Regions from separate parts of the Homo sapiens genome. Here region 1 is linked to region 2. Evidence: chromatin loops called from intact Hi-C (ENCODE). Cell type or tissue: heart left ventricle. All regions are shown on one strand. Each heading gives the region's core, and the rest is flanking DNA. Links, peaks and the distances in the headings are about the cores only. Region 1 has its middle 340 kb from the start of PSMD7-DT. Region 2 overlaps ZFHX3 (zinc finger homeobox 3).

Region 1 (16,313 bases), core at 4,226-12,225, 1.0 Mb before region 2:
AATTTGCTTTGCCGCCAACACGCTGTCACAGCTAGAGATCTCTGTGAATAAGGTGATATTTTGTTAATTTATTTTATAATCCTTAGCATATATTAATCCTAGCATCTCCCAATTTTATTAATCCTTACCATCGCCCAATCCCAATTTTTTGAAAGGAGAACTTTACAGTGAGTGAAACAAACAACTCAGGTGACCATATGGATTTTTGACTGAAGGCAGAAGGTGGATCTTTTTGCATTCCTCTTCCAGAGAGCAGCGGAAACCCTTCATTTTCTCATCACCTAAGGGCTTATTACTTAAGGATGTGGACAGTATGTTGCAACTTTATAGAAACTTTTAATCAGTGACAGACTGGTCCTTCAGCTAGGACATTTATAGTTCCCAATTCACCTAACCCAGTTGCTAAGGATACTGTGTTGATTTCTTTCACAGTGATAGAAAACATGTTTATTTCTTAATACACTGTTTGTTTATCTCCCCATACATCTCCCTGATTTTCCTTGTTTTATTTTGTGTGGCTTTGCATGTGCCATTTCTCCACAAAACAATTGATACATTCTCCTCACGCTGTTGTGAGGCGAAAAAACTCTCTAGATTAATGGTCAGTGTCGCTCACACGCACATTTGTGTTGTGATACTACAGAGGAGCTGCGAATTACTGACAAGATCTAGAATAATTCCTAATGCTGTCGAAGGCTTCATTTTCTCCTCGGCATGATGGATGAGGCATAAGAAGTGCTTTCTGAGATTATTATGTGCGTCATTCTGTTAAGTGTTATTAAAGTCCGTCTGTCTTAGGCAGCAGAAATATCTTCGCCCTTATTTTGCTCCTGTGTTTAAAAACGGTAACTGCAGATCCCTTTCTTTCAAATGTAAGCTTTTTTGAGGTTATCTGACTGTTAATTTGTGTCCTCAAATAATGGGAATGGTGTTTTTTTTTCCCTCTTAAAATTTGATAATATTAATCCATAAACGAATTCTGGTTTATTTTTAAATATTTAATTTATAGTAAATGCTTTAGAAATGCATTTTATTTTTTAAAAAAGGAAGTAACAGAATTTGAGGTGTAGGTTTCAATCTGTAACTTCAAACAGATTTAATAGTCTTTTATTTTCTGGGCTCCAATTATTTTAAAAGTCATTGACGATTTGTTACCTTGAATGGATTGTGTAAGGTTCAGGATTAATTTGAATTTGATGAATATTACATTGAATTCCTCCCTATAGGCAGATGTATTCAGAGGTGACAGTATACAGGCATATGGATGGAAAGGAAAACTTCGCTCTAACATTTGGTCAGGGAAAGTTTGTTTATAAACTGTACATTTGGAGGGCAAATTTCCCTCAGTCAGGGGGGTACTTACTGCTTTTTGATGGGCGTGGGTGCATCAGGGTCTGGGAGTGAAAGTGACTTGCAGTGTTTAACAGGGCAGTGAAGGGGAAATTACAGATGGCTCATATTATATCTCCAGCAATTTCACTGAAACAGCAGAATTTACTTTTAAGGTTTGTAACCTCCTTTTAAGTCACAGATTTTCCCAAACCCTGTGATAATAAAATACAATCTACTTTACGGAATGCTTTTATTATTATTCAGTAGCCCTTCTCCCATCACCTTTTTTTGTTACTGTTTTTGAACAGTTTGGTGGGAGCATCTTTAGACCCCTGGAGGCTGATCCACGGAAAAATGAAACAAACAAAAAGAAGTAGATCATCACACTTTCTTAGAAAACACCACTTCCCCTTTTCAGAGATTCAGTGAGATCTAGAAAGGCTCATTTTGATACTTCTAATAGAATTATATAAGTATAATGCACAGCTGGGATAAGCTCAGCCATCCACAGCGCAGCTAGTTTTTGAACATTTAATTTTATATTTGAATAATTCTCCAGATCGGGCTATAATCATGAATGTCATATAAAAAGTTTTTTAAAAATAAATTACATTATTTCACAGATGTGCAAATACTTCTGAGAAAAAAATTACATTGATCAGTTTTTAATACCCCCCTGTCTCACCCTTCAGTCAAAGGGAAAAATAGGTTTTTTTCCCATCTTTGTCTTCAGAAAGGTGCTAGATTGTAAACATCTGAAGGAAATGAAAGGGGGTTGGCCAGTCCACCCCAAACTCTTTCCAGATTTTCAATCCTTTCAGCAGCAGACTTCAGTTTTCAGAAAAGAGGGAGGGTCTGGGTGGGGGGAAAGAAAGGGGATGTCTCTGTTTATTATTAAAATTTAAAGCGAAAAGCATTGCTATAACTGGCTAATTTTGAATCTACCAAGTTAGAGGGCTTGAACAACAGGAGGCAACATTTAGGTAATGTGTATTATGCTGATTTGGAAAAGATAAGGCATTTGCAGCTAATTAAGTTCTAATTCTGGGAAGAGGACAATAAACAATAGATGACTATCATTACTTTTATTGTTTCTGAAACAATAGCATGTGGATATTTAATTCAAAAACTATTCAGATAAACAGGGTCATTTTTACTTAGGCAGAAAGATTCTTATTCTTTGTAGAGTGTTTCTGAAGCATAGTCTATTTATTACAGTTTAAATAAAGGCATTTCGGAATGTCTGTGTTTTGCGAATAAAGACTCTGAAAGCCACCACTGAAGCTGTCAACCGTGGTCATTTCGGGAATAGTCATCTGTGGTTGGAAACACCACTGGTACTCAGGGCTGAATGAACAAAGTGCTTTTGAATCCAAAACAAACAATTTAATTAAAAGTCTAAACTGCATGATTTTTCCATGTTTCTTTTGTTAACAGCTCCAACCAAGTCATATGGCATGGCCTCCACACTCCTGTAAGATTTGGGTATTTGATATGTTGTCTTAAAGATATCCTGAAAGTGGAAAAAATTGCATTAGCATTTAGTCCATGGATAATAATTTGGTTAAGCTACAGTTTTTCAGGACTTCTTTATTGGCCCACATAACCAATTTTTTTTTTAACCAAAACACTGAGCATAATATACAAAAATAAAACAAGGTGTTGTATTCAGATCAGTAGGTACAAAATCATAATTGCCCCTTTGTCTTCCAGAAACCATACAGGCCTGATACACAATGAGAAAAATAATCTAAAATGTTGGGTTTATTTTCAATATGCGAGTAGTATAAAAATATGCAAGCTCTGATCACAGTGTGCTGGAAACTACTTCACAAAAATGTGTAACGAAAGCTGTTACTCTATGTGTGGTTCACGTATTGGGACAGCTGTGACAGCCTGGTACAGTTTAACACTTGTTCAATTATAAGAAAAAGAAGGGAACTTGATTTAGATAAGAATCTCAAATAATCCTTGAAATTTCCAAAGTAACTTCTCCTTCTGATCAAAATTGTAGCTTTCTCCAAGTTTCTCCCCTTCTCTTTTCCTATATTTTGTGTCCTACTCACTTATGGAGACCTTGGCAGTAAGAGGCACCCTTGACTTGACCACCTCATCCTTCTAACCTTTGCTTATCTTTAGTTCTCACAGGGGCTGGGTTATAGCTATGTGCAAATTATTTCATATTTTAGGTGTCTTTTTTATAAAAATATTCACTTAGGAAATCCCTAAGGAATCATCTAGTAGCTGGCCACACTTTTCCAAAACATGTCTGTTTGTTTTCAGGTGATTTTTACCGCGCCTTTCTGGCAGATGTATTTTTGTACACGGAAGAAAGGCTGATACTGAGGTTGGTAGCAAACCTTAAGTTCTGAGAATGTGTGCACATGTCATTGTTGTCTGTAGCAACTGATTGATGTGGTTGCATTGTGCGTGTGTGTGATTGTATGTATATATCATGTCCACATTATAAATACATATTCATATACACACACACACACACACACACACACACATATATATGGCTTATGTGCTACTGTGTTTATGCACCAGCTAAACTCATTCCTGGAGTAACAGAATACACAGAGAACATAGGCTGCCAGACGTCAAATTCCTTTTGTTTAGCTGAACTTTGTATTTTCTAAGCTGAGTTGTTTCTGCAGTTTGTTATGTATGTAGAGTTTCATGTGTTAATACTGCATATTTTGAATGACATATTAATAATGTTTTCTTGATGTTCTAAAAAGTCAGCATCTTAATGTCATTCTGAAATTGCCCACCTTAAAAAAAGAAAAACAACAACCAAAAAACCACAAATATCCCAGCCTTAAGCTAATAGAAATCATGTAGTTTTTTTTTTGATGTGAAAGACTATTTTTTTTTTTAAAAAGCTTGACTAAAAATAATAATCTCAGGCATTTCAAAAAAACCCAAATCCCCAGTGTTTATAACCAAGGCCCACTGGTAGACAGCAGGGACAAGTATGTTTGCATCAAGGGAACAAATGACCCACAAGCTTCCTCTTGCAAAGTTGCCTGTTTTGGCTTCATGATTCCCATTAACTTTACATTATTTAAGTCTTTGAAAGTGGATGGAATAAACAAAATGCTGAACTTTTTTTGAGTAGTTGTTTCGGGACACTTGGCACCCAAGAAGCTTAAAAAAAAGGTCTGTCCATTAAGAATCTGGCTGGAAAGGGGAAAATGGGTGAAAGCTATCTTTTTTCATTCAATCGTGGTTGATGTGGGTAATTTAAAGTAGGATCCTGGAATTTCCAGACCCTGGCTCTATCTTCTAAGTCATTTCTGTACCTGGAATAAAATGTTGCTGTAGAAATTATTGACATAATAGTCCCCATGAGGACTCAGAGCCATCAAAGTGAAATCTCACAATAAATTCAGAGGCCACCTGGAGAACCGCGGTTAAAGAGCTTTTTAGAGATGGGAAAAAAAAAACTTTAAAAGCTTAATTCTTCTTAAATATAAGTTCACTGATCATGTTTCTGTACCACTTTCCTAGAGTTTAGTTCTTTACTTTTAGCTTTGTTAAATAATCCTTTAAAGCTTTTTTGACAGCAAAAATGCTGCATTTTGTATAGATGACATCACTAGTCCAACTCCAGCCACACTGAAAGCCAAGAGGTTACCAAGCAATAAACCTCAGTCGGGATTTCTGCGTGTCTCGGGGCATAAAAGCCTTAAAACGTGAGGTGGGTCTTACTGATCTGTGGGACAAACAGTCCTACTGTAATACCAGAAACATTATTGATCAGTTTGGGGGGAACATTTTTTTAAAAGCTAATTAGTCTTTGCCGAGTGGAATTACTAATGCCGTTTTACACTTAGCACTTAGCGGTGCTTTTCATCTTCAAAGTGCTTTGAAAACATTAACTAATTAATCATTAGCTAATTTAGCAACTGACGATAAAAGTTAAGAGACTAAGAGACGGCAGACTCCACGAGCGTTTTCTGCACAGAAATCCCTCTATATGAAGCAAAGGCAGGGAAACTGGAGGGGAGCTGCGGGGCAGGTCACCAGGTGCTAGCAATTTTAGGGGACACTGCTCAGGTAATATCTGCAGAGAACAGAAAGAAAATCCTTTAGATACACACTCTTGGACAATCTTAACAGATAATAGCCAGCTTCTTTTTTAACTTTATATATACATACGCACACACACATATATATCCCATCTCCATCTAAAATGTATATGTGTATGTATACACACACACACACATATAGCACCAACTAAGTAGTGGGAACCCTAGCAAATATCCAGAATATATCAAGATGCTGACAGTTAAAAGTGTGGTTAATAACATCAATATTTCCTAAACAGATAAAAATGGAACAGTGAAGCTATAGACACTTTCTCTTTGGACTCCAAGGGCCTGCTTAGAGTAGCAGTAACCATGGGCAGAGTGGGGGGGGGGGGCAGAGAGAGAGAGAGAGAGAGAGAGAGTGTGTGTGTGTGTGTGTGTGAGTGTGATCATTACCAGCAAACCTTCAAACCTTCCTGGGTCCAATACGACATAATCCATGAATTCTGCCCTGGAAATCAACTTAGTTTAGGTAAACCTGATGCAGAAACATAAGAGAATTCTCCTGCATGTCGTGACAGACCGAATTCTTTCCAGTGGGGCTTGTCTGCTCCGCACTGCAGCCCCATCCATTATGTGAAAATGGTTCCTTGTTTCTCTGAGATATCAGCGGACCGCACAAGCTGAGTTTCTTTAAAAATACAGAGACAGTTCATCTATAGACTTATTCTGAATGAGTGAGTATGTGTGGTCCAGCTCATTTAAAGAAAGAAACACTCCACAAAAGCCACCAGTCTTATAGAAGGTGCTACCAGGGACTGCATATTTGAAGAGCGGATGTAGTACTTTGTATTCAGTTCCTTCCCAATGCCACATACCCTTTGCCTGTGACATGGAAAAGTAAGATTTCAGAATATTAGAAAATGTCAAGTGTTAAAAATGTGTTCATACTCTTCTCGCCTATATCATCAAAGGGTTGGTAAATAAGGGGTGCAGAGACATGTCGTTTACATTTTTCAAGGTATTTTGGAAAGATTACTATCCGACTGAAAACTTTTCACCAAGCAAACTTTGATATTCTTGGTAGATGTTAAAAAGCAACAGAAATAAATAGACCAGGCACATCTAATACAGTAGATCAGTTACTGCAAAATTATTTTGTGTTCTGTTGGAGACATTTAAATGGAGACTGCACACACCTTCTGGGATGAGACTTGAGAGATTTTACTCTTAGATAGAAGCATTTCAGGTTAATACAGAGCTACACTGCTCTAAGCCTGAACTTCACTACAATTTTAACTTCACTAGCCCTCTTGAATATAAGGCCTGTGTCTCCCCAGACTCTAACTTCTTTTCTTACTTTTATCCCAATCTCATCTTTTCTTACAGAGTGATAATTTTTAAAAGCTCCACATTGAAGTTGCAAATTACGTCAAATCCTGAAATTAAAATGTTGTACTTTCCTGTTCAGATTTCCTGTTATAGGGAAAAAAAGAGTTCTCATTTAAAGATGACCTATTTTTCAGTTTATTATTTGCCTTTGAATAGTGAAGCCCCTTAATTTAAACACTTTGAATAAAATAGCTCCGCAGCCCTCTCTCCCATCCCCCATCTAAACCTCTCTGCCTGCCGGAAGATTTCATTTTGATGGCAAAATTTTTCCCTTGCTTTTTGGGGCAAATCTGACAGCGACCTTCCATGAGCCAACCTCTTCCTTTTGTTTCCTCCGGAGAACTTTCAAGGGAGGCCTTTGGAAAGGTCAGGAATGCTCATCAGCCCTGAAGTAATGGAACGTGTAGAATGGAGATTGTTACTCTCCCATTCACGCCGATTCCACCATGTTCTTAGTTCCTTTAAAAATGTTGTTTCACACACCACCATGAATCAAAGCCAGATAGAGACTGGTGAGAACTAATGTATATAAAATTGAAATTAGGATCCTATAACAGTTGTTATCAGTAGGGTGTAATTTTGCCCCCCTCCTTCCCCAGGGGACATCTAACAATGTCTGGAGACCTTGTTGATTGCTTTAACTGTGTGTGTGTGTGTGGGTGCGCCAGTGGCAAGTAGTGGGTAGAAGCCAGGGACACTGCTCACCATCCTACAGTAATTATCTGGCCCCAAATGTCAACACTGTGGAGGCTGAGAATCCCCGCTGTTTACTTACACTTATACCTATACATGGAAAATATTGGCAGCAGCTTTTAGGCAGGAACTTACTCTCTTTTTGCTAGTACTAGTGAAAACAAATTCTTATTTAATTACAGTGATAGTCCCTTCTTGCTTCTTAACTATTGCCTGCCTTAACTGGAATTGCTTCATCTAGAGAGTGGAAAATGGTGACCCTACCTCCTTCCCATTTCTCATTTTAAAAATCACAGGGCGAACCAACCAGAATGAAAGGGAAGCGTGCAAATGAGCAAAGGACATGCCGGTGGAAATGTGGGAATGGCTTACAAAACCTCGGTGAATTCTTATTCTTAAAAGGGACCTTAGATTCTCCATCCCATACCGCATAAGAACATATAAAAAGAGACTTTGTGCTTATGAAGCCGGGGGCTTGATCTGTGTCTGCTTTTTTTTTTTTTTTTCTCCACCTGCTCCTGACCACGATGGTAGTCTTTCCTATTGTGATTTTAGGTATTAAAAAAGAAAAAAAAAACCTTTTGCAGAGCAAATGCTAACACAAACTGCTTGCGAAAAATCACAAGCTAGAGATTGCAGAAAAGGACCCCAAGGTCGCTCGCTGCTGGTGATTATTTTTCTGGGTGTTGTTAACTTGGTCCTCAAGAGAAGTTGGAAGAAGCTAAAAAAGAGAGGCTTTCGCTGGAAATTAAGAAGCAAAATGCTGGGAGGAGATCTCAGAGGAAGAACATAATGATCTATAATAGGAACTGATGTTTCCACAACTATATATATATATATATATATATATCTTATCTTTTTTGAACAGTGAAGGATGTAGGACTGGATGTCTTTCCAGTTACATCTATCAGCCTTTTAAACTAGCTCTGCTGTTTCAAGTGACGTTGAACTTCACTTTTCCAGTAGATGGCATTGTAGTCTGTCCAGTGGAGAAGAGCTTCCTTGAACCAATAAGACTTAATTTTTTTTTCTTCTGAGCAGCTTCCTTGATAATGTCCCCCCTCCCTCTTGCATTAAATACTAGCTTGAGGTTATAAATAACAATCTTGTTTTCGCTAGTTACCTGTAACTCTCAAAAGATTTGACTTAAGAAAAAGAAAAAAAAAGAAACAGTAGATAATTTAATATCCCTATATCAAATGAAAAAAATATAGACTAGATCTGGGAGTATGGCATATGGATAAAATATGCAACTGTTTCAAAATGAGAGCTGATTCTGGTCTTCCTAAGTCTACTTTTCCTATTAATCCATTATGCTTATACCATTTTAGTGTCGTTGTGAAGAGAAGGCTTAAAAAAGTTTTACTCTGTGTCAAAGATTTTTCAGATACAATAGGTTCTTCTTGGCTGAACCCCTAACAAACTTTGCATCTTCTTTATTAACTGTTTTCAAACTCTCTTTATAAAAAGTAATCACCTCTCGGTTTCATGTATATTACCTGTGGGATGAACAATTGCATAATTTTTGGTGAATTATAAATATGATTTTCATGATATTCTGTTTCCTTCATTTAAAACCATTAAACCTAAAAATAATAGCACCAATCGATTGAACCAGCAAGAGTTGTCATTGCTTGATGTTAGAAAAAGGTGCCAATATGTATTTTATTATTATTACTATTATTTTGCTTAGTATTAAATGAGGGTCCCTCACTTTAAGTAGTCAGAATATTACACTGGGTTTCAACCAAAAAGAGAAATGATGGTATGGAGAAGATATATATATGTATATATATTTCTAAAAATCTCATGATGAAGCTTTCTCTGTTAAATATCTTTTTTAAATAAAGAGATTGGATATGTTAACCATTAGAATCAAAATGGATTTTCTTTTTTGGGGGGAGTTGAACTTTGAAGATGAAATCACCATGTTTGTGTATGTCTTTGTGTGTGTTTTAATAGAATCTGAGTTGTCCCTGAAGAATCCTTTTTATCTGTGAGGCTTCCATGTTCTCTTTTTAAAAATATTTTGCTAAAACTTTAATTTTTTTCCTCCGAACAAAATCCTCTTTCCACTGAATATAATCTATATTTCCCTGATAGTCATTTGGTAATAATATTTGACTTCCATTTATCAATACTGTTTCTTTCTATTATTTTTAATCACAAGATTATGAGCTGTGTATTTAGTTATTATTTAAGCTAAATGGTGTCTTTGGCTGTTAGCTCAAAAAGATAATGTCCCAATATCAGGATTAAGTTTTCATCTGTATCAACTGGCTTAAAAATACCCAACTTGATTCCTTTTGAATTAACTGAGTCTTATTTTATTATATTTTTTCAATATCACCAATCACCATAGTAACCACTAGCTGTCAGTTCAGCTTCTGACATTTTTCTCATTTGGTAAGATTTCAGAATTGCCATCCTCCCTGCCAACATGTCATGAACAAGAAAAAAAAATTGCATGAAGAATCTAATGGGTGTCTGGTCTGATTGTCCTCATTTGTGGCAGGAAAGACAAAAACTGATGAATTGTGAAATGTATTCAGAGGGTTCAAGGAAGCAAGTGCCTGGGACCCCCCCCCGACCTAACCCCCCGAACCCAACCATCTCGTTTCTTTTTGTTATGCTTGATGCACCATACATGCTTATTGTGACACTTGGGTTTGTAGAAATTTAAGATTAACAATTTTTACATTCACCCTGCTGATCTCTCTCCCTTACCTTGTTGTTGTTGTTTTTTTTTTTTGAAAGTCATCATTAAAAATAAAGTTACCAGGGCTCGTATTTAGCATGATTTCTCACTCGTATCATAGATTTTTTAGTAAGTCCAAATTGGCTTCACAATATTTAAGATGTGCTTGCAAATGTACAACTCTGCGTGGGAGCCAGATGTGGACCGTGAACCCACACGGTGGGTTTTGTGTCTGTGTGTGAAGGTGGTGGAGAAAGGACATTAGACCCATTTGAAAAAAGAAACAAAGCTCATTCTAGACCTCTTCTAGGGGGTTGTTTTACATGGTTAAGAAAAGTAAGAGAAATGCAGTCTTTTCTAGTTCTTTCCAGCATTCTGGTTTAACAAATGAGTAGGGAAAAAAGCCTATGCTAATGAATTCCTACCCCACATATCCAACTGGGGAGTTGATTAAAGGAACTATTTCTATACTCAAGTATTTTCTCCCTTTTGGTTTCCAGACTTATTTTAGCAAAAAGCAAAAAAAGAAAAGTGATAATGTACTTTAGCTAATGTAAACATACAAATTATTGAATATATGTTACTGATAGGATACACACATATACCCCATATGTGGATCTTATCACTGACACTTAGGCATGACATTTAATATGCATGTGGTCTGAATACAAGTAAATGTATTAAATATATTAGCCTGTGTCTGCATGCATACAGATGGTCATCGTGTTAACATACTCTTTAGCTGCCTAGGTGTACATGGGTGTGGTAAAACTTACGTGTTTTTCCAGAGGTTTTGTTTTTGAGCTAGATCAGTCTTAGAGGATATTTTTTTCATGACTGTCTACAAATTCAGACTCAGCAGCAGGAACTCATTCCAGAAACATAAACCTGATTTGATAAGCAGCTGCAGAATTCAGTGCCTCTTTACTAACGGGTGGACAACCCCAGGATCACGCATGCAGGGATTGGGATGTTTCCATTTCATGTTTCATACGCTGTGGCTTTAGCTCCTTTTAAAAAATTCAGACACTGGACGGTTTGGGGTCGTGTTGTAGAATTTATTGCAGATTTTTATGTACCAGTGTATTTAAATATTACTATGGCTAAGAAGGAATGGAAAGGCCCAGTGAAAAATATCTCCATTAAGGACCAAAGTCTCTTAATTTAAAAAGCAAAATCATGTGTATATATTTGATGCCATTTATATGAATATTAAAATATTTAATGTTCGGTGTAGGTGGATTGATAACATGGTTTTGTCATTGATGATTAATGGTGTGCCAGAAATATACATGCGTAACTGCATACATATGTATCTGGCTATCAGATGTGTGTAAAATAAGCAATCCGGTTCATCATGCTTTTGTTATTTGATTCTTTTTAAATTTAAGCACTTTGGAGAAACCAAATGAATAATGCCAGAATGTTTGCTGCTATTATTATGAACAAATATAACCCTTGAGAAATAACTAGAAAATTGATATCGAATCTCAGGGTATATTTCAAACACATATTTGGAAGTGGAAAAATAGGAAGTATTTTTTGAATACTGGTAAATAAATTTACCTCATAAAAGAAAAAAGCCAGAAAAATATAAATCTTTTAATAAGAAATAATAATATTTTTATATGCTGTATTTTAGAATGAACGGTGTAAACAGAATATACTTTAATGCCTTTATGCTTGATAAGATTTATAACAATAATCAGCAAAACCTTGTAACTGTGTTTGCACCTTACGTGCCTTGAAGCCATTGGATCTTGCAGTTAATTGTATAAATTCCATACACTATGGGAAATCATGATGTATCATTTATATTCAGCATGTGTCATGTGTATAAATATTAAAATATATTAGCCAAAAATGGCTGATTATTCCTCAGACATTTTGCGATAAATCTTATCTTTTTATGGGTTGGGTGAGGGAAACTAAATATTTTATGTTATTTGGAAATACTCCTTAAACAACCTAGATTTATTATTAACATTTTAAACATTTATAACTGCCTTAATGTATTCAGAGTCTTAGCTCACTTAACAGCTATATACCCGGGAAAAGTTCTTTCTGTATGCAGCATGTACTAGCAGTTGAGACTTCACCGTTCTTCAATGTAGTGAATATACAACTGCCTCTGTTGCCAACTGTATGTATATAAAATACCCATTTGTGGATATGTTCAGAGTTATATGCCATTGCTATTGCAGACCAAGATAGGAATAGCATAGTATTTGTGTGCCCAGGGATGTTTTGAAATCTATATCATTGTAATCCTCATCTTTATAAAAATTCTTTAATCTACCCTAAACAGAAAGGCAGGATAATATGTGAATTTTTGTATGTGAATATTCAGTTTTCTTTTCACTGTGTACTTGAGATATTTTTTAAACGTGGGTGGTGTATATTCAAACACAAACAGGTAAGTCAAATATACAAAGGTTTGATGTAATAGCAAATGTAAAAAATTAGGGTGTTACATATTTATTGAGACTGATAGAGAGGCATAATGAATAAACAAACACAGGATTGAACTGTTTTACAAATGTATTTGGCAACTGCCCGTAGCAGTGAGTGTGTACATTTAGAGGGGAGGAAATGTCAGAACAGAGTCTTGTAAATACATGCAGCTGGAAAGAATAAAATAAAAAATGATGACTAGTGCTGACAGGCAGACTTGGGGTGTATGATATACTTTGTTCATTTGATTCTTAGAACTCAGTCGGGGGTTAAATTGGAATCCAGACATCAAAGAATTCTTCCACCAGACCCAAATTTTGCCCGTATAATTTTTTTTCTTACAGTTGTCATAATTTTAGCTAATTTCACAGTGCAATAAATTTTTACCGTTTGAAGTCTTTTTTCTTCCTAAATATGCACACAGTATGTATATAATATATCTTATGTGAACTCCCCACACACTTGATACTGGGTACACCTACACTTAAAAATGATAGGCACACACATATGTAGATTACATATGTGCCTATAATATGAATGTTCACAGACAGAGGAAGAAATGGCGTAGGCAGCTATTGCATTCATCTGACCCTAATCCTGAGATATTGAAGAGAAAAGGCTGACTGTTTTCAGTAGCAATACCTTTGTTTCTTTTTTTTTTCTTCTTACTTTTTTTTCCTCTCCTGACTGTTGTGTCTGAAAATGTTGGAGGCATGTGGTGCTGCAAATTTGGAGCTTTTGCAGATTTCTGTATGATTTTTATCTGAAGGTCAGGGCTGAGGAAATACATCAGGTGGGGATGTTTGCCGTTTGCCATTTAGCCTTCCTCCTCTTATCAGATTATTTAGTCACGTGAGCCACAAACAGGGAACTCCTCTAAAGAGAGAGTAAAAATCAACATTATTTGATTCATATGCATTTTTTTCCTTTCTAAAGAGTCATAGCACAATTTCCATGTATATTTAACTTTCAACATTCCTTAGGTTTGTAGGCTTATGATTATGATGCCATCTACCATTTGCATTTCTCAAATAAAAATGTTAAAGGTAAATATGTTTTTTTTCTCTGTAAAAAGTAAAAACAGTGATAAATCACATCCATAAGGGAATGTGTCATTTCTGAGCCATTGGTGTGAGCTCACTATACTTCGTTTTAGCTTAATATGCCACTTAGGATAAAGAAACACATAAAATGAGTGGGAGGATTTTCTCTATTTGTGTTTTCCATGGATCTAAGAGTCTTGTTTTGTAGTTGATGAACTTGTTGCTTTTCAAATGAGATTTGCTGCTGCACACTTGGCTAATTTGGTCACCACCACCCACTACCACCCACCACCCACTACCACCCACCACCACCCACCACCCACCACCACCACCATCCACCGCCACCCAACCACCCACTACCACCCACCACCACCCACCACCCACTACCACCCACCACCACCCACCATCCACCACCACCCACCACCCACCACCACCCACCACCCACCACCACCCACCACCACCACCATCCACCGCCACCACTACCACCCACCACCCACTACCACCCACCACCCACCACCACCACCATCCGCCACCACCCACCGCCACCACCATCCACCACCACCGCCACTCACCACCCGCCACCCACCACCCACCCGCCACCTGCCACCACCCGCCACCATCCACCACCCACCACCACCCACCACCATCCACCACCCGCCACCACCCACCACCCACCACCATCCACTGCCACCCACTGCCACCACCCACCACCCACCACCACCCACCACCTGCCACCCACCCGCCACCCGCCACCACCCACCACCATCCACCACCCACCACCACCCACCACCCACCACCATCCACCGCCACCCACCGCCATCCACCAGCTACCACCACCACCAACCCCCGCCACCACCACCAGAGTAGCTAACCAAGTTATGGTTTCCATTCCATGAAATTAACCTTGTTTATGGAAGCCCCACATGGAGAGAGAGTTTCATACCATGAAAGGTGTGAATTAAGTTTTTTAAAGATAACTGTCCGACAATTCATGTACTATTCAGAGGGCATGCAGAGCCAAGGAAAATGAGCTTTGTTTCCTGATATTAAGAAAGGATCACCTGGCCTGGCAGTGGCTCATGCCTGTAATCCCAGCAATTTGGGAGGCTGAGGCAGGCTGGTCACTTGAGGCCAGGAGTTCAAGACCAGCCTGGCCAACATGGTGAAACCCCGTGTCTACTAGAAATAAATAATAATAATAAGTTAACTGGGCATGGTGGCAGGCACCTGTAATCCCAGCTACTGGGGAGGCTAAGAGCCTGGGAGGTGGAGGCTGCAGTGAGCCAAGATCACGCCACTGTGCTCCAGCCTGGGCAACAAAATGAGACTGTCTCAAAGAAAAAAAAAAAACAGGGATGTCCTCTCTTTTATATGGGGAGTGATTGGAGGACAGCAGCCATATTGGAGAATAAGCAGCATTCAGAATAAGTGTTGGTCATGGCTTTTGGGAACCAATTGCGGAATGCCTATTGGCTTTCGAGATTATTGGGTCACTAATTAGGGTTCACATTCCATCCAATCATTCACTTACAATTCAAAATGTGAATATTGATCGCAAAACTGGGTGTACAATCTTACAGTTAGACCTATAAAAAATACTCGGTGACCTTCATTATGGTGAACCTGCCAATTTTCATAAGTACAATTACTCTTCAAAATAATTTTCAGGGAGTATGTCTCATTGGGAATTATTAAGAGGAAGCCCAGTTTCATTTCCATAAGCATCTATATAGTTCAGGTGGCTCTGTGTCTGCTTGTTGCTTTTCAAGGTGATTATTTATTTTGTTAGCAAGTCTAACTATGGTCTCACTATGAAACAACTACCACCAGAGGTATCTAATAGGAACTTCATTTTTTTTTTAAAGAGGGATTGATGAGAGACTGCCATAAGCTTTGTTATGCTGGCCTTTGCAAAAGATAAACATTTGCTTTCCATCTTGATGTCATCTTTTCAGGTTATTATTTGGTCACTAATTTATTTCACCATTAGCAAATTATGGGAGATGACTGCTTGGATGCATTCAAAGCACCAAGGGGCTGTGGTCCTGTGGCTATTTCAGGCAAAGTCATAAGCACACACACTCTCTCTCTCTCTCTCTCTTTTTTTTTTTATTGTCCTCCCAGGGAGCAAAATTTGAACTTAATATTCCATGAAATAAGCCATTGTAATCACGTTGGGTTAATAGAAGAAGTAAAATTGCCTCTCCTCTCACAAGACATTAGAGCAAGGCTGCGTTATTAAAGTTTTCTTGCGGACAGGCGGTTTAAAATATATCCTCAGTGGCTGACGCAAGTCGTTTCAGTGTGGATGACAGCTTTTCAGATCTTAATAGCCTGCTCATTCCTGGTGCACAACTTTCCAGCATTTCTTGCTTTCCAGTCAGGGTGTGACATGAGGGCTAAAATCCAGTGTAATTGAGCACCATGTGCTGTGCCAACCTTGACCCCCTAAGTAGCTTTATGTAAATTTGTGTCAATAAGTAAACAATTACAACTTGTAAACACTATTGATTTGGGATACCTATTCTCATCCGTCTGACCCACGAAAGTCTCTTGCATGGCTTCCTTGCAATCTACAGCTCCCTGGTACATACGATATGGTCATGAGAGTCTAGCAGGGGTATTGGTTTGTGAATTGTTGAGTCAATGCAAAACACGATTCAG
Region 2 (16,313 bases), core at 5,675-13,674:
GAGTTTCCTTTCCTTATTCTCTCACTGTCCAGTTTCTGTATTTCACTTTGTGAAATGTTGCTGGCTGGGCATGGTGGCTCACACTTCTAATCCCAACACTTTGGGAGGCTGAGGCGGGAAGATTGCCTGAGCCGAGGAGGCTAAGGCTGCAGTGAGCTGAGATGGTGCCACTGCACTCCAGCCTGGGCAACAGGGCAAGACCTTGTCTCAAAAAAAGAAAAAAGAAAAAAAAAACAAAAAAACAAGTTGCTCACTTATGAAAGTTTGGGGACGTCTGAAGTAAGGATTTTTCTGTCAGCGGGTTTCTAGTGCTTCCGCCAACTGCAGTGTGTACACGGAAGGATCTCAGCATCCCAGATTATTTCTTTAAAATGTAATTGTGTGCTACAAATTTCTATAGATCCCTTATTTCTGTGTCAAGTACCAACTCTTTGTCACTAAACTGCACCTTCTGCCCGATCCCTGATGACTTTGTCATCTCATGGCAACATTTTCTTTCTCTTAGGTTTCATGTATTTGTTGTTTTCGAATATTCCCACCACTAAACAGGATGGGGTGTGAGTCTAGAATTTAAATTACTTTTGTTCAAGTGTTTGTCTTGATGACTATCACTGTGTGTTTTTGGGCCTTGAGAGATATTGCTGTATACATTTGTGGAATGGAATGTATTGCTTTTCAAGGGTTGCTAGCCTGTTCTTAGGTCTGAGAAACACCTCACAGGAGGAAAAGCTAAATAGATACACAGCGAGTCCTGAGGCTGAGTCTACAGGGCAGTTTAGTAGCTGTGGGAGATTTGAGGAGCGCTGCTGTAGCTAAAATCATTGTGAAAGGGATGTGGGGGTGGCATTTTGTTAAACCCTAGCAAAAGACCGTTTCATTGTACAGGATCCAAACTTTAAAAAAACAGAGGCTTTGGATCCAACTACTGGCATCACTTTCTAAGTTTCTAAAGAGGAGGAGGATCCAATATTCTTTCTCCCCTTGGACACAGAATAGCTGTACAAGGTGCCTATTAAAAATGACAAGTTAGCAATTCCATCTGCTTTTTCCCCCATTAATGGAGGAAAGCTCTTGAACGTAAACCTTTGGATTTTCTCTGTACCTCAGCTTCCTGCTTCACTTTCTTTGCAGTTTCCCAGGAAATGTCAACTGAAACATGTTGCTTCTGTTGCCTGTTTGTTTCAAACTGATGCATGCTTGGGGACTGGATGGTTTTTGGAGAGTAGCCCAGTTTTTGACTTTCCACGTGTAGACGCACCTTGAAATGTCTTGGGTCTGGCTTCTGGCAGAGTTAGGCTCTTCTCCGCTGGCACCAGGGAACTCGTGGTAGGCACCTGAAGGCTCCCCACGATGCTTGCAGTTGTAAGGGTCTTTTCTTGGCCACTCCGGGTGTTCACACGTTTCTAGCATTGCATTCTTGAATGTGCAACCTGTAAATACGTAGTGACCTTTGTATATGCTTGGGTCTGGCCAAGGGAGAGCAGATTTAGCTGGTGTTTTTCTGGGTGCAGCATTGCCTCAAGCTGGCCTGATTTCTGTTCCCCAGATTTGGTTTGGAAAGTGTAAGCCTTTTGTTTGTGCTTTGTTTTTATGAATCAGCTTATTTTACCAGCTGTGCATATTAGTGGCTTATGATCATGCAAAACAAAGCTCATTGACAGTCAGTTCCTCATTCTGCTGTCCACTGGTGGGAGTAAACTCATATTTCTGCCTGAGTTCTGTGCTTCGCAAGGGTGAAGCTGTTTTCTGAATAGGTTAGAGATTCTTCAGACGCTGTGGGCTTCAGAGTAAGGTGGCAAACAGGGAATCCAAGTCCCTCATTTGTATCCTCATGTGACTCAGACCTCTGGAGTCATGGTTTTATTTTTCTCTGTTGTGTGCCATTTGTTTCGATGGTCAGACACAAAATGTTTACCTCTTTCTTTTTCTCTTTGCTTTTTTGCTTCTCTTTGCCCCAAATAGTCCGTCATTCCCATTGGTATTGTCAAACTGTGTCTCCCCAGCATTGCAAATGCCTTGGGCCTGCATGGCCGCCCCTCCATCTCTCCTTCCCTGGCTGTCGTTCTTGTATAGATTGCATCCATCACCGTTGACGCTCCTGTTACGAGAGCCATCCCACAAGGTTTCACTTATGCCCATTAGGTTCTAATCACCATCATTTAATATCAGTTCTGGTACATCCTGTTCATTTCCCATACACCTTCATTTGTATATAGATGCTTAAGTACACTTACAGGCCCTCCTTGACTTTTTTTCATCCATATATTTCCAGTATTTTCCAATTAAAAATAAATAAATAAGGAAACGGATTTTTTTTTTTTGCATTAAGCATAAGATCTCTCTCTGACAAGCCAAGTCAGTTTTGATTCAGAAGGAGATACCAGTCTTCTTTAATGGAAACTGTTAAATTTTTTAATTTACTCTCTATCACTCATGTGTGTTTATCTGTCTTGTCTTCTCCCCTCCCAGCATGGAAACCTGGCAGTGTTTATTTCCGGCAGGTTGTTATTGAAAGACAGATGCTTGTAGGGACTGCTCAGCCTCACACCTGGAATGTTAAAAAGCTTTCAGGCAGGTCTGCTCTGTTGAAAAATGTCCCTTCCTACAGAGGAAGGGGACAGGAGGGAACGGGTACCCCATCAGGGAAGCTCCCCTTCTTCATCCCCCCCACATTGTCATGAACCCCCAATTCTGACCATAAATCTAGACACCCTAGATGATGCCTCTGAATCCACAAAATGGTTAATTCTGATGAGCAAATAAATACTCCATCGAGACCTTCTTCTATCAACTCCAGCTTTTTTTTGGGGGGGGTGGGGCTTTATCAAATTTTCTGTCTTTAAGACATTACTGTTTCCTCTCTCTCATCCTCCTCTCTTTCTCAGTAGCATACTGGGTTGGAATCATTTTTCTTGACTCCTTTGTTTTTAACGAGATGGGGGACACCCTTCTTGGTATCAAGGACCTTCTATTTTGCATGCCCCTTCTTTCTAGAACATTCCAGTTTGGTGTGAGGTTAAACTGTGTAAAATACTGTTTGAAAGAAAGGAGAAAAAGAGAAAGGAACTTGTCAAAATGCATTTGTTAGATCACGTTTTAAATGAAGTACAATTGAAGGTAGTTTTTGTCCAAAGAAAGGAAAAACCCCTGCAAATCCGCTGAGCTCCCAGAGAGCGCGCCTCCTTTGTCGTCGCGCTGACATTGAAGTGTAATTTTTCATGGTTATTTGGACTGGAAAATGGGGGGGGGAAGGGAGAGATGGGCCTGCGATTATTTCCCATAAATGACAACACAATCACATCACGCTCTGCTACAGACATGCTCGGGGAATTTGCCTTTTTTACATTTCATGTGTGAAAGTAACAGCAACAATCATGGCTCTGTAGAAATCCAAGGGAACTAATCCCTGCTGAATTCCGTTTACTTCAGAGTTCTGGGACATAGCTAGCTTTCTTACTTAGCGTGTATTCCGAGAGCGTTTCAGGGTTGGGTTTGTATTTTACAAACTGGAACTCACACCTTTCAGTTATTAAAAAAAAAAAAAATCTTCCTGTGAATAGCCACCAGGCGAGTCCGCGACATATTTCGTTCCGTTGTGCTTTGTCACCGCACATTTACTTTTATCCTTTCTGGATTTCTGCAGGGGGCAACCCAGGTGCTTTTGCTAAGAACACAGATAAATGGAACTTGTTGCAATACTGGCTCTAGGCGTTTCCTCCCTTTTTCTCCTCTCTTGACCCCCACCCACCCCCGTAATTCTTGTGCGGTTTTGACAAATTGTTCAAATGGCCAAGTGGCCTTGCCTGGGAGAGGAAAAATGGCAGGACCCGTCCCTCACCACACAACGGCAGCATTTTTCACTTCATGCTCTGGCGTTCTGTGCTGTTCCCACAGGAGGGACGGCTGAAAGGGGAAATTTTCTCGGGGAGGCCTTAATAGGCCCTGGCCACTTTGGACTCGTAACAGGCTCTCTCCTGTCAATGCTCAAGTTGGAGGTGAGGTAAAGTAAAAAGGCAAATGGAGAGGCTCCCCCAGGCTTGCATTCTTGTTGAGCTGGGCCATACTCTGCCCAGCAGGGGCCGAACACGCAGCTGCAGCCTGGCCCTCCCTTCCCAGGCTGCCTCTTGCCACACAATCCCCATTTTTCTTGTTTCTGTAAACAGTGGTAAGATCTTCAAATATACAAAAGCATAAATGGTCTCTATTCTCCAATTAGTCATTTTTAATAATACCCAGAGTTGCTTTCAGAGTGTTGATTCTTAGAGCCTGATGCCAAAAAACAGGGATGGTGGTAATGGGGGACAGGAACGGGGTCAGGGTGGGGGCGGTAAGGAGGCTGAATTCCTTCAGTGTGGGGTTTTCCTGCAGGGCCTCCCTGCTGCAACCCCCTTGGAAGCTGGCAGCTCTCCACCACCTTTCAAGCTGTCCAGAAACTCCAGGCGCTGTGGCCCCAGGTGTATTTGGTAAATGACCATCTAGTGGTAAAAAGAATTCTTGTGGTAAAATGATTACTTAAAGGATCCATGTGAAAAAGAGTTTGTAGGTCCAGGCATAGTGGATCACATCTGTAATCCCAACACTTTGAGAGGCCAAGGCAAGAGGATCACTTGAGCTGGGGAGTTTGAGACCAGCCTGGGCAACACAGCGAGACCCCTATCTCTAGAATTTTTTTTTTTAATTATTTGGGGATGGTGGAGTGCACCTGTAGTTCTGCTACTCAGGAGGTCAAGGAAGGAGGATCACTTGAGGCCAGGAGTTCAAGACCAGCCTGGGCAACATAGTGAGACCCCATCCCTACTAAAAATACAAAAATTATCTAGGCGTGGTGGCATGTGCCTGTAGTCCAAGCTACTCAGGAGGATCGCTTGAGCCCAGGAGTTTGAGGCTACAGTAAGTGATGATTGCACCACTGCACTCCAGCCTGGGTGACGAAGAAAGACCCCGTCTCAAAAAAAAAAAAAAAAAAAAAATCATCATTGGAGCCAGGGCGCATGTCTGAGTTTTCCATGACCCCAGTTTCTTTCTGACCCCATCTTCTCCACTTTTAGAGGGCTGAAATCTGTTTGTGTCGTTGTCATCTTTGAGAAGGCAGTTTTGTTTAAAACAAGCTAGCAGTTTGTTAGCAGTTTGGCCACTTTGTTTTGGTAAGCCACCAGGGTGGGAAAATTACCTGTAGGAGCATTAGGCTGACCTCTGACTGTTTAGTCCAGCAGGTGGAGAGAGGTCTTTCACATGGCAGAGAGATTAAGTGGGTGAGAAAATGGAAAAGGATGAAGGCAATGGCGCCCCTGGAGGGAGACCTGCCTCTGTTTTTCCCACACTCTGTCCCATTGACTTGGTGCACTTCGGTCCTACTGAAGAGGCAGCTTCTAGAGGCCCGCAGGAGTGCGGGAGGCCCATTTGCTTATCATACACGCAGAGAGCAAATGGGCATGAATGTCTCGAGCTTTATTCATGCGCTGGAGTTTGCCCATTGGAAAAGAAATGACATCCTGAGAAGGTGGGAAAATATTACACTTCTGATGAGTAAATAGATGCTCCAGCTGTAGAGCCCCTGCCTGCTTTCTCCTGCCCCCACCCTCCCACACACATCTGCACTCAGTCTTCACCCCTTCGAGGTTTCCTGCCTGGACTACCATAGGGTTAGTTAGCTCAATATGTCCCACTCATCAGTGCTGGTTTGGATCCCAGGCCCTTCCTCTTGTGATCTGGCGTTTTCCTCAGTAAATGTATATACTCTGCTGAGAAGTAGAAGATGGAATGGGCAAAGTTGGTTGGTGTTTTTTTTTTAATTTAGATGATTATCCACAGAGGACTTCCATGGAGATTGGCAAATTCCCTTTTCCGTGTACATACATGAGAACATGCAGTCACCTTTACTAAGATGCTGAGTGTACGATGTGTGATGAGAACAATTTGTATTTGTGGTAAGCAAAAACCACCTTGATTTAAGGGAAAATTCCCGAGGCAGGGCATTGTTACCCAGAAGACCTAATCGCTTGGAAGTTACCTCTCGGGCATCTAGCCAGGTTGTCAGGGCTGGAAGAACACCATGGAATAAAACCAGGGAGTAAATATTTGAGATGTGTCTGGGATGTTGCAGAGTAGGTTGCTACATTCTGGGTCTGGCTGTCACGGTACAGGTAGGATATAGCTTGGGGCTCATGGAGAGTCACTGGCAGGACTTGTGGTCACTATTCGATGAGACTCCACTTGCTCGAAAGTCACAGAGGGAGAATGGCATAGGGAGTGGCCCACCTCCATCGGTGTAGCCACAAAGATTACCACCACTAGCCTCTTCCTTCCTGGCTTAGAGAGAGAAGACGGGAGTAGAAGTAACAAGCTGGGAGCAACACAACTGCCCGTCCACCAGCATTGCAGATTGTGTTCCGTTAAAAGTTTCTATTGTAGCAGAATTATAACGCACTGGATTTTATTTGAAATAAGTGGTCTAGGCCTTAGTAGTCATCTTTTATATTGTGGGATTTGATTTGACCTGTATTTGCAAAATAAAGCCTGCATATTCTGTAGAATATTTGCAGCCAGTAGAGGTTTCCCATTGATAACAAAATGCCAAGAGGATTGGACACGCTAGAGTGTTCTGCCCTCGTTTTCCAGTTGTGCCAGCCAAGGCTTAAAGAAGACAAGTGATTGGTCAGGGTATACAATGAGTCTCAGGATGCCGCACCTACACAGGAGTTAGAGGAACGAGAGCGAGGCACATCCCCGAGTCCTTCCTTCCACCCACCACAGAGACACCAGCAAACGCCACTTGTAGCTGCCATCCTCCGTGTCAGTCTTGATGGTCAGAGTGTACCCCGCCTTTCCCACCTGCTTCAGTGGTCGTCCTTGGGTTAATTAGGTTGAAAATGGAGAAAGGAAAAGCTTTAACTCTATCTTCAAAGTAAGCAGATAGGTTATTTTGTTTTTCAAAGAAGAGGTCCTATATACAATTAAAACTTGTTTCTGGTAAACCTCATTCCAGGAAAGATGAGCTTTTAACAAAAGGCTTTTGACAGCTGCAGGCTATTTCATTTTTTTTAATGCCGAATGAAAAATCAATACATTTTTCTGGGTTATACATATTCAGAACAGGCCTGATATTTCCATTATAATGGAAAGTGGGTGTCTGTGCACATCTCGCCTGTCAGAGCTGCACCGCCGCATTTTCCAAGCCACTGCTAAATATTTCAAACCTGATTTGATTGTGGTTCATGACAGCTAATGTTTCTCAGCTCTTGAGCCTGCCGACAGGCAAACGCACTTTATTTCACCCCCACCCTCAAACATCCCACCCTCCAAAGAAAAAGGAAAGAACAATTTCATTCTTCGGGGATCACAGATTGGTGTATTATTTAAGTAACATGATCATGTGAGAGCCTCGGGTACAGATACCCTGATTCTTAGGAGAATTTCCAAATTTCTGTCACACTGAGGCACTATGGGGGCTTTGTCAGGTTTGGGGAAGGTTTGAATTAATCTGCATTATCCTGTTAAGAGTTAGGAACAGAGGGACTAGTCTTAATCATTGATTGACTCCCCTTCCTTCAAGCTTATAAGTGATTCGTAGAATACCCGCCGTGGACACGTCACTTGGCCCCCATTATTTGGGAAAATAGTACCTTTTTTTTTTTCTTTTTTAAACAGCTAGAACATTTTCTTGGGTGATGCGTTTGGGGAGTGCATACAGTGAGGTTGCGGGGTTGAATGCTGGCTTTGTGGTGATGCCACCTCTATTTTTGGCTTCTGCCTGGTGCTGCTTTCGCGAACCAATTTCCAGGTTGTTCATAAGATTGGTGCAAATTCCCATGGGGCTGCCAGTTGGCATGCTCTCCTCCTTCAGGAGCAGATTTCACCACCGATGGGGGAATTGTGCAGTCACCTTTACCAAGATGCTAAGTATAAGGTATATTAAGAGATCAATTTGCATTTGTGGTCAGCAAAACCACTTTGATTGAAGGGAAATTTTCTGGGACTGGGGTATCATCCCCTTAACTGAAGCTGTCCTAGGAAGCTTTCCCCTTTAGAAGGTATTTATCTGCTGGAATTCTTGCACTTCAGGGCTCTGCACTTAGTCAGGAAGCCTGAGTGATGAGCAGGCTGGATTTTGCCAGGCACTAGTAAGTAAGTGCTATCTGGGAGAAGCAGTTGTAAAAAGGAGGTGGTGATGGAAAGAGTTTTGTTTTGTTTTGTTTTTGAGACAGGGTCTCACTCTGTTGCCCAGGCTAGAGTGCAGTGATGCAGTCATGGCTCACTGCAGCCTCAACTGCCTGGGCTCAAGTAATCCTCCCACCTCAGCCTCCCAAGTTAGCTACGACTACAAGCATGTGCCATCACACCCAGCTAATTTTTGCATTTTTTGTAGAGATGGAGTCTCACTCTCTTGCCCAGGTTGGTCTCAAACTCCTGAGTTCAAGCAATCCACCTACCTCGGCCTCTCAAAGTGCTGGGATTTACAGACATGAGCCACCATGCCCAGCCAAAGAGGTTTTTTAAAGGCCTTCAGTCACTGTTGAACATGGAAATGAAAGGCAGAAGGGACCCTAGGAAGACACTGCAGTTTTCCAGTATTTGCTTTTATTTCCCTAACTCTTTAACATGAAAACACACACAGGAGGGGGTGCTCCAGTTTGAGGCTACTGTGGGCTTCCGTATGGGTTTTAGAGACACCTTCTCTGGTGTCTTCTAAAACACAGAGCTGTCTGGGAGGCATTGGGCCTGCTACCTCCTGCCCAGAACCAGGGCGGGACTAGGGGAGTGGGGATGACCTTCTCTCCCAGGTCCTGGCCACGCCCTTGGGAAAGCATTCCTGGTGTGCTCTGGTTGGGATTGGAAATACCATTAAATGCTTGAAGGAGAAGATGGTTTTGATTTGTCTGTTTCAGCCTTAAAAATGGCACAGTGGCTGTTATGTGTCTTGGTCTCTTTTTCTGTAGGAAAGACAGGATTTTCCAGATAAAACCGATCATCAGTCCATCAGGTCTTCACTTGTTCCCACCATCTGTCAGTAGCTAATATTATAGGGGAAAAAAATCTGCAGCCTCTGTAATAATGACCCAGCCAGTTACCAGTGACTTCGCAGAAGAGGGGGGAATGCAATCCATGATCTGTGGGGGGAAAAGCAAAAAACCTCCCCTCCATTCTCCAGCACGTGTGTATCAAATCTACATTCCTAAAGAGAACAAGGGCTAGATAACAGCCCTAGGAGCTTAGCGTGTGGACGCAGATCTCTGTTTCAAAGCGGGATGCTATTTTGCCCCTGGTTCCCACGTGTTTCCAGGGCCGGGAGACCAAGCCCTTCCCCAGGCCTGGCTCTTGGTAAGCAGCTTGCTTTATGCTTTCGGAACCAATAAAACACACCCTGCCTGCAAAGCATCGTGGGCCTGAGCTGTCCAGACAAATTTTCAGTTTGCATCTCTGTTTTTTAATCATTTCTCTACCTTTATTGGTATTCAGAGCTCACAGTTTTCCGGTTACTGTCAGCCTGGGCTTTCATCCATTTTAAAGAGCTATTTTTCCTCTTGCTGTTGATGATGATGGTATAAAGACAGATGGTGTAACTGCTTATGAATGTCCTATTTTATTTCTCCAGGACCAGACAGTTCACTTGAAGACATATATTATTTCCACATGCTCAGGTTAGGCGGTCCAGACTCCTCTGCCTCCTGCAGCCAGCTGCCCTTCCGGGCCTCGCCATGCGGAGGGCGACACCTGTAGGTCCTGGATGGAACTGCAGGGATGAGCTGGCTGGGCTGAATGGGACCTGCTTTTTAGGTGGGGGTGGGGGACTGAGGACACTGATCCCCTTGAAAGGGAGCTGGCTTATCCAGGATTTTCGTAATCATTTCTTCTTCTACCACGCATAGAACAGCCTTTTAGTGAATGAATCACAAATGATAATATTAAACCTAGGAACTCAAGAAGAGGACTTGATTTGTAAATCTTTTTAAAAAAAGAGATAAGCAAAATAAGTTCTTGAAATAACCTCTTTCGTTGATCCTCTCATCGGAACTCAGCTGCCTTCATTTTCTGCTTGCAGTAGGGCAGGGAGGGAAGAAAGCAAAAGCCCAAGTGGGCTCACAGAATGAGAGCTCCAGGAATATTCACAAAGCAACATGCAGTTTCCATGCTTGATGCATCAATGATCTGCTTATACATTACAGTCTCTAGTTTCTCAACAGATTTGTTTGGTAAGGCTCAAAGAATTGGGGTCAGTGTTGGGTGACTGTGAGTTTTTAGTGCTCTGCTGTGATAGCTGCAGGCTGTATAATGTGCTGGCTTGGAGATGGCCCCCCAGTGGGTAAATCCCTTCCCATGTCTGCTGAGCAGCACCTTCAGACACTGCACATCACCATCTCAGGGTGTTCTGTAGTTTGTAGGTATCAGACTGTCTTCATCTAAGGTGGTCATATGTATGCACTAGAGATGAGAGGCCATTGAGCCATCTCTTTGCCTAATCAAATTTGATTATCCCATTTATGCTGGAGATTGCAAATTTTTTGTGTGTGAAAAATCAGACCTTGGCGATGACCTTGGGCAGTAGGATATAAATAACTCCTACAAGCTTAGTGTTCCAATAATGGAACAATAGGCATAAATGTATCAACACTACAGATATTTTGTATCACAGCATGTATTGGGACAAATAAGGGTCCTTTAAGGGACCTAGCTCATCTGGGTAGACCGAATGCAATAATATTCATTGACCGCACGCTGGTATCACCATTCAAAGATGAATTTTATCATTATAGTGTTGAACAATTTTATTGAAATCCTAAAAATGTGCACAGAACGTCCCACCTGGACATAATGAAGATAGTTCCTGTGTCACGCTGTGTAATTTGTTATTACTCTACTGACACCTATACATGTTTACTCTACTAAATGATGTATGGTGTCAATGTGGGGCTCTATATCTGATTGACTTCAAGCTGTGGTTGCCTGATTTTTCTCTGTTTGAACTAAGGGTAGGGTAGGGAAACTTGATGTTGACTTTATTGTGCAGTGAGACAAAGAAGGAGACAGAGAAATTATATGTGGAATCCTGAGTTGGAGATGAAAATAAACAGTACCGTATTTCACCTGTATTCCCAGTGACTGCCTCATAAACTCCCTCTTGGTGGTAAGGAAGAAAGAACGTTCCGTGACACTAGTTCAGTTTTCCAGACCTTGGACCTCCATCATCTCTTGAGTCAAGACAATCTGATTCTAAATAGACATCTTCTTCCTCAGTGTTTTAGAAACCCTTTGAGACCAATTTACTTTGTACTCCTGTTACTTCCTTCGTGAGATACATTTAGAGGCTGTTTTCTAGACAGTCAGAAGGCATGACATTTAGAAAAATGGAAAAGTAGCATTGGGGTAGAGGCTGTTTTCTAGAGGGTCAGAAGGCATGATACTTTAAAATACTGAAAAGTTGAATTGGGGTTGGACAGACCTCTGGCGGTGCTGGATAGAGGCCTGATCCAGTGTTCTAAGCCAGACCCAGTACTTCCTTGCTGGGGTCTGGTCTGCTGACAGATGTGGGCATCCTTGCCCTCACGCCTGTGTACCTGAGAAAATGTGCTCTTCACAGCCTCCTAATAATTTCATCTTTATTAAAATTATTTCACCTTGGTTTGTCCACTTTATTCATTCCCTTAGCCCACTCTTACTGAATGCATGTTTTGGATAATGTTTCGGAGGGCCAGGAAAGCAAGAGAGAAGTGTCTCCCCTTCTTTCCCTCAGCATCTAGAGTATCTTATTCTCTTCTTCCCCACTTGGCTGAACGACATTTGACTTCATAAGCAGCCTAGCGTTGGCAGCCGTCATTCTGCCTTCACTGTAGCACTGTGTACTGAACTGGAGAGAGGTTTCCTGCATTAGTTTTAAACCCGTAGTGAGTGAAGGATGGAATTGCTTCAAAAAGAAAGTGTACGACTCTGTTACAAATTTTTATCCCTTACTCTACAAATCTCACTTCCCACCACTGCCTCCTGGCATGTTCACAAGATACCATTTGGTTTCTGGAACTCTTCAAACTGATGAACTCATATCACTGATATTCTGTGACTCTTCGCAACCTGCATGACTTCCAACAATTCCCACACACTCTGGCACATGCATAGGCACTGTGAGCCCTGTGAGGGGTCAGTGACTGGGGCTGGTCTAGGCCAGTACCAGGAGGCTTTGGGAATGGAGCTAGGCATGAAGTGAACAGGTGGCCATGTTTTGCATTTTCAAGTGTAAAAGACTTGCATGCAACTTCAGGGATTCAGGTGGAGTTACTGCTTCAACCAGGATTGGTTTTTCAGTTAGAACTACTCAAGCGAAGCATTCAGAATCTATCTGGAAATACCTAATGGCCACACATCTGGAGCGAGTCACAACCTCATACCAACTGTTTACCCAGAAGGAAAGTCCCCACTGCTTACCCAGACCTCAGTATATCCTTAGCACCGTCAGTCTCCCAGGGGCCTCTGGAAAGAGAAGGGGGACGAGTCATTGGTGTCTGTTCTGTCGTTGGCAGTTGTTTGCAACAGAGGCCAAAAGTCCTTCATCTTCTTTTTATTTTTAACCCTTGACATGTTTTTCTTCTGTTTCAGAAGAAGCCATTGAAGATGTTGAAGGACCCAGTGAAACAGCTGCTGATCCAGAGGAGCTTGCTAAGGACCAAGAGGGCGGAGGTGAGAAAGACCAGGGCAAGTGGACAGGTAGTGTGTGTGGCTGTCCTTGAGCCTTCTCATCTTTCCTTCCCTGGAAGAATGGAGCTAACAAGTCAGGGAGCGGATACATCCTTAGTCTGCCCAGAAAAAGGATGAGTGGGAGGGAGATTTCGTTTGCTTCTTTGAGCAGTCACCTTTATTCTTCTTTATTATACTACATTATACTGTAGTTTTTAATGGTTAAGCTTTTTAAGTGGCACCAAAGCCAGCTTGCTTATTGAGTATCCAGGTAAGTGCCAAGCTGTGTGCAAGGGCATCTGGGTGTTGGTCACATCTCTTTGGTGGCTCTTCACCAAAATGCCCTTGATGTCATTCTTCCTCTATTGAAGGTCCAGTCGCTGGTCCCACCTGCTCCCAAGGCCAGTGGAGAGATTTGTCATGTGGAACTTGATCAGGGTCACCCCTGATTCTTAGCCTCAAGATTCTCTAAGGGTCAGGCACAGTGGCTCATGTAATCTCAATACTTTGGGAGGCTGAGGTGGGAGGATCACTTGAGCCCAGGAATTCAAGACCTGCCTGGGCAACATAGCGAGTCCCTGTCTCTACTAAAATTCAAAAAAAAAAAAAAAATGCTGGGTGTGGTGGCACACACCTGTAGTCCCAGTTACTCGGGGGGCTGAGGTGGGAGAACCACTTGAACCCTCAACTGGAGGTTGAGGCTGCAGTGAGCCCTAATCATGCCAGCCACTGCACTCCAGCCTGCGCGACAGAGTGAGACTCTATCTCGGGGAAAAAAAAAAAAGATTCCCAGCTGAGAGTAATGGCTCACGCCTGTAATCCCAGCACTTTGGGAGGCTGAGGTCGGCAGATTGCTTAAGCTCAGGAGTTCGAGACCAGCCTGGGCAACGTGGTGAGACACTGTCTCTACAAAAAATTAGGCATTGTGGTGCACGCTGGTAGTACCAGCTGCTTGGGGGACTGAGGTGGGAGGAATGCTTGAGCCAGGGAGGTCGAAGCTGCAGTGAGCTAAGATCATGCCATAACACTCCAGCCTGGGTGACCAAAAAATAAAAATAAAATAAAAATAAAAAATTACTAAGGGAGTCAGCAGTGAAGGGTGGTCTTTGTCCTGCATTTGGGGGCCTGGGCAGGGCCCTGCACAGGTGGTGCCTGCCCTGCATATTCTTCCTGTCCTCCCCCTCCCCCAGGGTGAGCACTCATGTGCTGAAATCCACCCAAAGGGGAGACAAGCAGTGCAGCCAGGCAGGGGGACATCTTACCCAAAGCAGAAGACATTGAAGAAGCCAAGACAGGAAGTGCTATTTCTGGAAAAACTGGTGTTGAGAGAAGGAGAACGGCCATTTCTCAAGATGATAAGCTTTCTATGTTGAGGGGAAGAAGAGCTGAGACTAAAAAAGCTTAGGGTTTTTGAGGAGGAGCAAAGTCATTTCAGAGAAGACTTAGGGGACAGTTAAGCCTTCTAGAAAATAATAAGAGGAAATGATGTGACGGGCAACAAAAATGATTTTATTTGGTCAACCTAATTCTTACTACCATTATTAATATTACAATACTTTTGTTTTTGAGAAAATGTTTACTTTCTGGAGTCCGTATTCGTTGGGCCTTTGTTACTTTTCCAGGCATGACTGTTCTTAAATCATGTTCGGTGTTGGACTTCACTATTTAAACAAGATACAGAATCTTGGAGAGAGGCCAGAAGAGAGCAATGAAAATGACTGAAGGGCTGAGAAATATTGCCTTTGAGAGGAGGCTGAAGAAATGGGTCATTCAGCCTAGAAAAGAGAAATTAGAGAGGTAGTACAATAGTTCCCAGATATCGGGAGAGATACGCAGGGCGGGTGATGTACCACTGTTCAGTGTTTCCTGGGAGACACAGAGAGGGCCATACTGCAGCCGAATGAATGGGCAGCACACCAGGTGGATTCTACTGTCCACTGTGCTTAGCATTCCCCTTCAGACTGGCCTGTGTGGTGTCCAGAAGCCTAAACTCCAGAAAACAATGAGGGTCAAACACCCTAGGCGATGTGTAAGGTAGGACCGAGGAGTGGAGGATGGACATCTGTGCTCAAAGGAAGGCCCTGAATGTAGTGGGGGACGTATCCTCCTGTGGGGCTTTGCCTGGACCAAGATCCCAGTTTTGCCTCAACGTTGAATGAGAGCTAAACAAATGGTTCACACGGCAATTAAACAGATCGCCAGGTGAGCTGGGGAAAAGGATTTCACAAACACAGTTTGAAGACTGGGTGACCTTCTGAGCCATCTGTCCTTTGTTGTCACGATTTGGGTGCTTGATTTCTAATCCTGGCTCTGCCACTCATTAGCTGTGTGACCCCACTCAAGGTACCTTGACCTTTCTGTGCCTCATTTTCCTCAGATGAGATGAAGATTAAAAATAGTACCTATTTCTGTAGGATTGCTACGAGGATTATTTGACTATGGGAAGCTCCGAACAGTGCTTGGCATGTTGTAAGCTCTATGTAAGTTGTTTGTTTGTTTAATGGTTTAGTGATATATAAGATGAGGAAAACTGGTAGCAGTTTCTCTTTGGGTCCTCTGTTGCAAGGCAGCATGTGGCTCCTGGGAATTTTGAGCTGAGGGAGAAGCAACATACAAGCATTTAATGGGATCGTGCGAATGATGTTTGGTGCGTATGTTTCGTGCATTTTGTGTGCTAAGGGCACTACGGAAATAATAAACAGGAGCCACCACTTGCAAAGTCCCTACTCTATGTGCTGCCTTATGCTAGCCACTCTATATGTGCCTCTCTAATCCTTCCAACCAGTTTAGGGCAGCCTTTGTTGAGAGCAGTTCAATTAAATCTTACTCAGAGTGTTTCTGATTCATTGGGAGTGTGTCTTCACAGCACTAGTGGACATGCTAGGCAATCAGGAGACTACTAAAAGACGTAAAATGAGCACCATAAAAAATGAATGTCCTTAATAAGGTTCCACTTTCTCATGCATTCATTCAAGCACCAGGCCTACTTAATCTTTACTTCCAAAAGACAGAGAGAAAATGAATGAATGAGTGATTGAATGAATAACTCAGAGATGCACCTTGCCAGCTGCACAATAGTAAAGAGAGAAGGGAAAATTCTTTCCCGACTCCTGCAAATGATCCTCTTTTGATCCGAAGCATAATTTTGTCTATAGTATCTGAGTGTGTAATGACAGGCTTTATTAAGGTACTTGGGCCGATTTGATCTTGGAATCGATACAGGTGCCAGCAACCTCCTCTGAGCTTTCTTCTGGATCCTTATTATTTTATATATATTTTTAAAACTACGTTTGTTCTATTCTCTCCCTAAATTGAGCTGTTCCTATCTGATTACATGTGACGGGGAATGCTTCCTCCTGGCAAGTAAATAAATAGTGATTTCACAATCTGTTATGTTGATTAGTGGCTGTTCATGATGCAGATTAATAATATTTCAGATGGGCCTGGATAATTGGCATTTTCTCAGCTACTGATTTTGTAGTTTTGGGGTTTGTGCAGGAATGGGTACTCTGTACTGAACACTTTCAGCTATTTATTTCTACATTTGGAGTGGGCCTCCTGGTTTCCTTTTTGGGGGTTCCTCTTTGGGATTCTTTTATTCAGATGTCAGGTCTTTTACCCTGGGTGGCAGCACAGCAAGCAAGATAGTG

What was found. A loop is a pair of places that touch in the nucleus more often than their neighbours do. Peaks named below come from ENCODE experiments on the same cell type or tissue, not always from the same donor. Only the 100,000 strongest peaks of a DNase experiment are listed, where the experiment ranks them.
Region 1: a loop joins it to region 2, with 7 times the contacts of the local background. A loop is called at or near these places in 9 of 110 quality-filtered maps.

What each region holds. Positions count from the first base shown.
Region 1 is chr16:73,870,932-73,887,244 of GRCh38, reverse strand. It overlaps a transcript of ZFHX3 not described here. Among named protein-coding and RNA genes, the nearest start is that of PSMD7-DT, 340 kb to the left of the region's middle. RefSeq lists a silencer at 8,301-8,595. In heart left ventricle, for the core only: a CTCF peak has its summit at 8,418 (motif pointing right); no DNase peak of the experiment used is centred there.
Region 2 is chr16:72,826,132-72,842,444 of GRCh38, reverse strand. ZFHX3 (zinc finger homeobox 3) reads left to right here. Exons shown (of 10, transcript NM_006885.4): 5 at 12,586-12,666. Among named protein-coding and RNA genes, the nearest start is that of ZFHX3-AS1, 170 kb to the right of the region's middle. RefSeq lists an enhancer at 9,158-9,327. In heart left ventricle, for the core only: a CTCF peak has its summit at 9,710; a DNase peak (open chromatin) is centred at 9,694.